Linked DNA regions of Homo sapiens: region 2 is linked to region 1. Evidence: read pairs that join two places in POLR2A ChIA-PET (ENCODE). Cell type or tissue: A673. All regions are shown on one strand. Links, peaks and the distances in the headings refer to the core of each region. The heading gives the core; the rest is flanking DNA. Region 1 overlaps LOC107984604 (a long non-coding RNA gene). Region 2 overlaps DCLK1 (doublecortin like kinase 1).

What was found. ChIA-PET counts read pairs that join two places held together with the same protein. Peaks named below come from ENCODE experiments on the same cell type or tissue, not always from the same donor. Only the 100,000 strongest peaks of a DNase experiment are listed, where the experiment ranks them.
Region 2: POLR2A ChIA-PET joins it to region 1 with 5 read pairs; 2 of 35 experiments call an interaction of 5 or more read pairs at or near these places.

What each region holds. Positions count from the first base shown.
Region 1 is chr13:36,155,755-36,160,150 of GRCh38, forward strand. LOC107984604 (a long non-coding RNA gene) reads right to left here. Exons shown (of 3, transcript XR_001749822.1): 3 at 1,159-1,325. Among named protein-coding and RNA genes, the nearest start is that of DCLK1, 27 kb to the left of the region's middle. In A673, for the core only: no CTCF peak of the experiment used is centred there; a DNase peak (open chromatin) is centred at 1,867; H3K27ac peaks cover 1,514 bases.
Region 2 is chr13:36,028,689-36,033,084 of GRCh38, forward strand. The region is part of intron 3 of DCLK1 (doublecortin like kinase 1); the gene reads right to left. Among named protein-coding and RNA genes, the nearest start is that of DCLK1, 100 kb to the right of the region's middle. In A673, for the core only: no CTCF peak of the experiment used is centred there; DNase peaks (open chromatin) are centred at 2,453 and 3,033; H3K27ac peaks cover 469 bases.

The DNA.
Region 1 (4,396 bases), core at 75-4,074:
GATAATACACAAAAAATTTGACCTTAACAAATTTCTGAGATAATAAACTCTCTATTTTAGGTCATTAAAAAAAATCTCGAAATTTTGCAGAGTTTGACATTGCCAATTTGCTCACAGTCATTGACTGCTGAAACAGATGCCAATGATCAAGTTGCCCATAAAAAAGAATAAAGCTTCTTTCATAATGAGGCCTATGATGAACTGATTAAATAAGTTAGCCAAGCAAATTCCTGGAAGAAAATACTTCATGCAGAGAGAATTGCGAGTGCAAAGCCCTGAGGTAGGGTTGTTCAAGTAAAACCCAGGTGACCATTGTCAATGAGCTGAGTGACAGAGGGGAAGAGCTGTTGGAGATGATGTTGTTGGACAGGTTGCAAGGACTGAGGTCCTAAAAGGTCTCATAGACTCATAGTAAAGACTGCTTTTCTGTGAATGAGATGAGAGGTCATTGGAGGTTTGCAAAGAAATGGCATAATCTGATTTAAACATTAAAAAGACCGTTCTGTCTACTACGTGAAACAGATTGAGCAAGGGAAGGTGAAAGCAGTAAGACTAGTTAGGAGGCCATTACCTGGGTGAGAGATATTGGTGGCCTGGACCAGGATGAGTACTGTCCTTCACTGGAGTGAAGTGGTCAGGTACTGATGACGTTTTGAAACTCAGAAAGTCAAGATTTGCTGATCAATCAAATGGAGAGTATGAGAGAGAGAGAGAGGAGACAATGACTCAAAGATTTCTGGCTTGGTGACGAATGGGTTTGCCATTTGCTAAAAGAAAGGGAGAGGAATGGTGGGAAAGGGAATCAACAGTTCAGTTTTTGTCTTGTGTGGTGACCCCATAGCCTTCTCTTTAACCCAGTGGCTTTCACCCAATATTGTAATTGGCCCCCAAGCTGCCTGACTGCTTTCTCCTTTGACTTGAAACAGATCCCACTCCGAAATCTCCCCTTTATAAACATTTTGGGTCTTCTTCATATTGTCTGTTATTCAGGAAAAAATTGCCAAACATGATTTTCAGAAGTTGATATCATAAAAACATTGTGATTATCCTTTTGTGTCTTGGACATCAGCCATTGAGAATCACTGCTCCCACCTGAGCATTTCATTTCTGTTTCTATGCAGGTTCTGATCCACTAAATAGAAAGGAAAAGACCTTTACACTCCCTTTAGCAAGAAATCTTCTGCTCCTGCAGGAAGGTCCACCTGAAAACAGAGGGCCCATAACACTCGTTGGGAAGCACCAACAGACATCCCAGACTCTCCTCATCCCATTTCCTAGTAGCTCCCTGGCACCACTGTTTGATGACAGCTTGTTGAAATGGATGCCTGTTGAAATGGTGAAGGTGAACAGTGTGAGATGTCAAAAGAAACATATGACTAACAATAAAGATAAGCTCACAAATTATGTATTTTTTTCCCAAGTGAATTGGAGCTAGCTAAAATGTACCCCTCTATTTTTGTCATTCTCCCTTGTGTTCAAGAGAGAGAACAGGGAGGAATTGCTGCTTGTGTGTTGGGAATTTCACAGAATCTTGGGCATCCCCACAAGAGTGATCGTTCATGTAAGTGGCATCCACTTTTGTGAATCAGCAAAAAAAAAAAAAAAAAAGAAAAAAGAAAAAGAAAAAGATTGAAGGCTGCTGGCTTAGCTACCTAAGGACAGCAGTGTGGAAGGACTCAGAGGAAATGGAGGACGTTGCTCCTGCTTTTGCAAAGCTTGCAATTTTATGATCTTATTAAAATAAAGCTTATTGTTTTAATTTTATCCAGATGTATAGACAGAGGCCAATTTATTGGGAGCATTTCCTCTATCTGTGGGGTGCTGAGTTTATAGACTTACATTAGTCTTTTCCAGTGATCACCCCCTCTTGTAACCTTCCTTCCTCCTGCCTCATCTCACACACAAGAGCAGTGGCTATCATCAAAGTTATTGATTTATGCCTCAAGCAGGCAGGAAGTCAAACAAAGCAGCCTGAGAAAGCAGCAGAGGCAGCTGCTTACCCAAGAGGATTTGTGGGGAGGAATCTCCTGGCATAAAACTTATTTGCTCCCACTGGCCTCAGATGAGAACAGTATCAACGACAATAATAATAGCAGCTAATGCATAATAAATGGTTACCATGTGCCAGGCCCATTCTCTCATTTCATTTTCCCACAGCCTTGCTAGGCAGCTTCTGTTAACTCCTCATTTTCACAGATTAGGAAACTGAGGCAAGAGGGGTCAGGGAGACTGCTCATGGTCACCTACTAGTAGGTGATGCAGCTCGCACTTCAACGGAGGTTTGTCTGACTCTAAAGCTCTTGCACTACTGGCTTCACACCCAGCCTGGCTTCAAACTCTCTTTTGAATCACTTTTTTTTTTTTTGGTCAGAACATACAGGCAAAGAAATTATCTTCAGAAGGTTGGTAGGAAAAATAAACACTCTGCACGGCTGGTGTAGGCACAGCAATATGCAGGTTTTTGGTTGCCTTGACAAGGCTATATTAAAGACAAAAGGCTGTTGGAGTGGGTTTAACAAAGAATTTGAGAGAGGAGTTGGAGACCAGTATGAACTATTTTGAAAACTTTTGCTCCAAAGGGGAACATTCTTTCAAAGGTGATAGAAGCGAAAAATAAAGTAAGCTAAAACAAGATTCCCAGATAAATGCATTGGCAATAGATCTTAACTGGTAAATAAATGAGACTATATTCAATACAACGCTAATCTTTTGATGTTGATATCGTATGAGGCAGCCAGACTTTTCCACTGGGGTAAGGGCACGTGGGATGGGGCCACTCCCCTAGATAAATTATAGAATTGAATAGAGCCGTGGTCCAGCATTATTTGCCATGCTCTTAGATTTAACATACACCAACTTTCAGTCCCATTTTTTGCCCAGAGTGCTGTGAAAACCAACAAGGAATCAAATATGTGGATCTGAGCAAAAATGTTAAAACTTTCGTTTCAAAAAGCTGGGAATTCTTAAGATCAAGACAAATGTGCAGTCATGGATGAAAAATCAACCACACATAATCTCAGCTTTCAACTGAGTCATGTAAAAATACTTGTCACGAAGAAAACACACCTTTGTGATGATGCAAGTGTTAAGAATAACAAGAAAGAATGTAAATAGTAAAGGAAAATCTTGCAGCAGGGTAGGGCATCCCTGTATTTCCAATTATTTATATCCAGGCAACCCATACTTTTCGCCCTGCCTACCAGTCTGCTTTTGATGAGTCGTTACCACCCTGTCATTCCCCCAAGGCCTGAAATTATTTCGGTTTTCTGGCCTTGAAAATGCTTTCTGTGTTTGATGAAGTATTACTTTGAAGACCCAAGGTTTCCAAATATTGAAGCTTCTGTTTATTCTCAGCCATATATTATTCTATTTTAATTTTGAAAATTACAGTTGTTTGCAAAGGCTATTTTTGTTGAGGAGGTGTTAATTATTTTCTGGGCCTAAATTGTGATAGCTGGCCTAGTTATTGCAGGTCCAACAGTGAACTCGGTTTATTATTGCTTTGATTTAGCTCCACTGAGGGACTGACCTAAAATGTCTTTTCTTTCTAAAGCCAGAGAATTTAATACTGTGATTGGATTGTTGTAATGGCTTCCTAACCAGTCTCCCTGCTTTCTTCTTCAACCTCACCTCCCAACCCACATTCTGTTCTCAAGGTAGCAGCTAAGTGAACTTTCAGTGCAAAGATCATACCATGTCATTCCTCTGTTAAAAACCTCCCAAGGGCTTCACTCCACAAAAATGAAAAAGTCCTTATGTTGTGCGATCTGGTCCCTGCTATGTGTAATAACTTGAACAAACCTCACAAACATCACACTGGGCAAAAGAAAATATGCACAGAGAAATACATACAGTAATTCCAGCTACTCGGGAGGCTGAGGCAGGAGAATCACTTAAACCTGGGAGGCAGAGGTTGCAGTGAGCTGAGATCGCACCACCGCACTCCAGGCTGGGTAACAACAGCAAAACTCCATCAAAAAAAAAAAAAAGAAAGAAAGAAAGAAAAGAAAGAAAGAGAGAGAAAGAAAGAAAGAAAAAAGGAAGGAAGGAAGAAAGAAAGAAAGAAAAAGAAAGAAAGAAAGAAAAGCAAGAAAGATTCCAAAGCAATTTTTCAAAATAGGTAAAATAATGTGTTGTTTTAAAAGGAATAATAGTAATGGTCTTTGGGAAAGAGGGAGCAGTGGTAGTCGGAAGAAAGAACTAGGTTTCTGGGGTGTGGACAGTGTTCCATCTCTTGACCTGGGTATTGGCACAGGGTGTGTTCACTTTGTGATAATCCATTGAGCTGCATACCTGCGATTTGTGCACCTTCCAGTAGGCTAATCGCAGTTAAGTGAAAACTCTCATGAGAGAGAATGGGAGGTGAGGAAGTGAAGAAAGTAGGCACAACACTATC
Region 2 (4,396 bases), core at 190-4,189, 130 kb before region 1:
GCCCAAGATACAGGTCACAAAGACCTTACTGATAAAACAGACTGTGATGAAGAAACCTGCCAAAACCCACCAAAACCAAGATGGCAATGGAAGTGACCTCTGGTTGTCCTCACTGCTCATTATATGCTAATTATAATGCATTAGCATGTTAAGAGAAAATTCCATCAGTGCCATGACATTTTATAGATGACATGGCATCAGGAAGTTAGCCTGTATGATCTAAAAAGGAGAGAAACCCTCAGTTCCGGGAATTGCCCACCCCTTTCCCAGAAAATTCATGAATAATCCACACCTTGTTTAGCATGTAATCCAGAAATAACCATAAAAATAGCTGACCAGCAGCCCTTGGGGCTGCTCTGCCTATGCAGTAGCCATGCTTTTGTTTCTTTATTTCTCTAATAAACTTGCTTTCTCTTTATGGATTCACCTCGAATTCATTCTTGTGCGAGATTCAAGAACCCTCTCTTGAGGTCTGGATCGGGACTCTTTCCGGTAACAGTGACACCTACTCTTTCTTCAGTCCTCAGCTCAGGAATCACTTCCCTGACCTCCCTGGTCAGATTCAACTCTATTGCACACTCTCACGGCACCATATACATTTGCTTTGTAACATGAGTCATAGTGACATGACATGACACATGTGTTTGTGTGGTTATCCATTGGAAGTCTGTTTTTCTATCAGCGTCACAGCAGGAGAGACTGGGTCTGTCTTATTTTCCTTATTGCATTCCCCAGTGTCTTGCAGTGAACCAGACAATATTTGCTGAATGAATACACGTATCTCATAACGTTCCATTACCTTATAATTTGTATTAGCATGGTGCCAAGGTAAATTCAATGCACTTTTAATGTTAAATACTAGACTCTACTAAACAAAGCAATTGTGTATTACTTTTGAGATACAAGCAGAATCCCAGTGCTCTCAAAGAACCTGATTTTGAGACACAATCATAGCAAAGGAAAGGCTCAAGAGAGTCCGATGGACTATTAGGAGGCCCAGTTCTATTTGGGGTATTTTGGTTAAAGTTTATCTCCATTATGTATTAGAAACCAATGGAAAAACAAGATCTGTTCCACAGAATTTTCATTACAAATAACATTTTAAAATGTTCATGTGATATTTAGTGATACCTACATTCCATTTCTTATTGGATTTGAAGGTCTCTTCCATGCCAGATATTGTCATATGCTTATACAAATTGTTAAATTTCATGTAACCCCCACAATAACCCTGGGAAGCAAAAACAATTAACCTAATTTTACACACACGGTTCAGAAAGGTTAAGTAACTTGTCCAAGATAACACAGTGAGCACAGCATGGACCTAAGCCACTGACCCAGATCTACAAACGCAGAGGCCAGGAACTCATTAATGAGTTTTAGTTGCTTGAAAATAGAGCACGTCCAAGGGAGGCTTTACCCATTCAAAATCTTGCAAACGTTGAATGAAGCAGTGTTAAACAATCACCAGATTGTTTCATTATTGAGTATCTAATTCAGACCAAAAGAATGCACCTGTCTGAACCCCACTGTCACTCTGTAAGAGCTCATATTCAAACATTCAAGAGTGATTAGCTAACCAATGGTCTTTTGCTTTGTTTCTGTTTCCTCATTTCTTTTTTTTTGAGACGGAGTTTTGCTCTTGTTGCCCAGGCTGGAGTGCAGTGGCACGATCTTGGCTCACTGCAGCCTCTGCCTCCTGGGTTCAAGCAATTCTCCTGCCCCAGCCTCCCAAGTAGCTGGGATTGTAGGTGCCCGCCACCACACCTGGCTAATTTTTTTTTTTTTTTTTTTTTTTAGTAGAGATGGAATTTCATCACGTTGGCCAGGCTGGTCTCAAACTCCTGACCTCAGGTGATCTACCCACCTCAGCCTACCAAAGTGCTGGGATTACAGGCGTGAGCCACCATGCCTGACCCATTTCTTTTTAACACACTGAGTCTGGATAGTACTTGACCATTAGGGAACAGTATCTTCATTATTCAAATTTGGGGACAGTACATTACTAAAAATAAATATTATACTCAAAGCAAACTTTTTCAACAGAGAAAAGTTATCGATATAGGGCACAGAACAAATAGAATAAACGTTTCTCAGGTTTTTTGCCTGCAGCAGAGAGGCAGGTCCCAGGGAATCTCCCCAACTGATCAGCTCCCATCCCATTCACTCATTGCTGTGCTCTCACCAAGCCACACTTCCCACAATGCCGGCCCAGCACCTTGTTATTTCAGACCTCTGCGTCTTGGGAGGCATTGTTCCCTTAGCAACTCGAAGAAAGAACATTGCCCTGTGTTCTGCAGGTATAACTGATAAGCCACAGGACTTATTTCTAAACCATGTATAAGATGACACAAAACAGTCCTCACTCCTACGCTTTTCCCAGCACCACAGTGATTGCTCAGACTCCGTCTCTGGAGTTTCAGCCCTTCACAGCCTGGGCCCATTTCCTCAAAAACCCGAAATAGTGGTGAGTCATCATCCTTTGAATCTGGATTTGACTTTGGAAAATAGCCAAAATCAAATTAGCAAATAATGTGTGTGATCAAACTGGATAATTCCATTTAGGCTAAAAAGTTTTAAGCACAAAAGAGTGATTTTTCTTGTGAGGCTCATGGACTGGGTCCAATATCAACCACACACACACAAAAAAAGACGAGCTTCAAAAGTATTTTGCTTTTCTATAACACGGCTCCAAGTAGCTTGAACTCTGCAGTGGTAATGGTGTCAAAGGATTGGGGTTTATTTAGATATATATGTACACAAATTATATGTACGTACATATATATGTGTGTATGTGTTCGTACATATGTCATCAAATGCGATTTTAAAAGATCAGTCCTGTGATTTTATTGCCAGCAGGCCTTAAATTATTTCCTGGTAATACGTTTGACAATATAAAAAGGTTCCTTATTCTTATTAGATAATTAAGTACCATTTGTTAAGTTGTAAAGATGAATTTTGACATCCTCAGTATTATTTACAGTGACGTATTTGATGACTTCCTGGGAGGCTGCTGGTAAGTGGTTAGTGTAAAATGGAATAGCATGGTCTTCTGATCCCCTATGCGATTTGTTGTGGTTGTTGTTGAAACGCGTGGCTGTCATGTCAGCGCAGGAGGAACTGCTTTGCACGTGGCTTCTACACAGCTGGCTGCTGTTTGCATCTGACTGAACCTCCCACCCAGATCCCTGCTAGGCCCCACCTGATAGACGTGAGGTCTCAGCAGTGGAGGTCAGACTGGATGTGCAGCTCAACACTTTAGGTGGAAGGAGAAGAGAAAAAAGGGAAGGGGACAGGTCTGTGGGGCAGGCCCCTTTTAAACCATTCATTAATCTTTCTTTCACTCCCCTGGGTGGCTTAGAACCCCACAGTGGGTTGTCAACTGTAAATTAGGTATTATGTTTCTACAAATCAGTTTTTCTTTTTCTTTTTTCTTTTTCTTTTCTTTTTTTTTCTTTTTTCTTTTTTTTTGAGACGGATTCTTGCTCTGTCGCCTAGGCAGGAGTGCAATGGCATGATCTTGGCTCATTGCAACCTCTGCCTCCCGGGTTCAAGCAATTCTCCTGCCTCAGCCTCCCGAGTGGCTGGGACTACAGGCACCTGCCACCAGGCCCGGCTAATTTTTTGTATTTTTAGTAGAGACGGGGTTTCACCATGTTGGCCAGGCTGGTCTCGAACTCCTGACCTCAGGTGGATTCACCCACCTTGGCCTCCCAAAGTGTTGGGATTATAGGCGTGAGCCACTGCGCCCAGCCCAGTTTTTCTTTTACATCCAAGTAGCTATTGCTTTTGTAATCATAGTGAAATAAATTTGAGATTCATGCCATGCCATTCGGTTTGGCTCTTAGAACTGCTTTCTAACAACCCCCACCCCACCACCCGCCATCAGTTGTGCAGTTTTAAAGGATATAGGTCAAATGGACTCTGATTTGGCCTTTTTATGTTCCAATAGGGGACAGTCCATTTTTGCAATGATCCCTTGAGCCACATCAGGAAAGGAAAGTAGTGCTGGGGCTCTACTTAACTCAGCTCCTGCCCCGGGAGCGGCCGTCGATGCCCTGGCAGGACACTCTCTCTGCAAAGGTTCTTTTGGTGTCTTCTGCATTTTGCTCCTGCTCCACTTTCCTACTTCCTTTTATCGCAAATGCAGAGTGTAAACTTGGGTGTCTAAAAGTTCCTTGCATGGGAAAGAATCATTTTTAACATCGCTAAGAATAATTCCTTATAATACAAACAAACAAGCAAGCAAATATGAAACATCACCTTCTCTGTAAGGCAGTAGCTGGGACCTAGTAACAGGGGAACGTGGATGGGTGAGGAATGGTATTTCCCATAAACAACAGGACTGATATACAAAACACACTGTGCGCCAAACATATCATTCTGATGGAAGCAG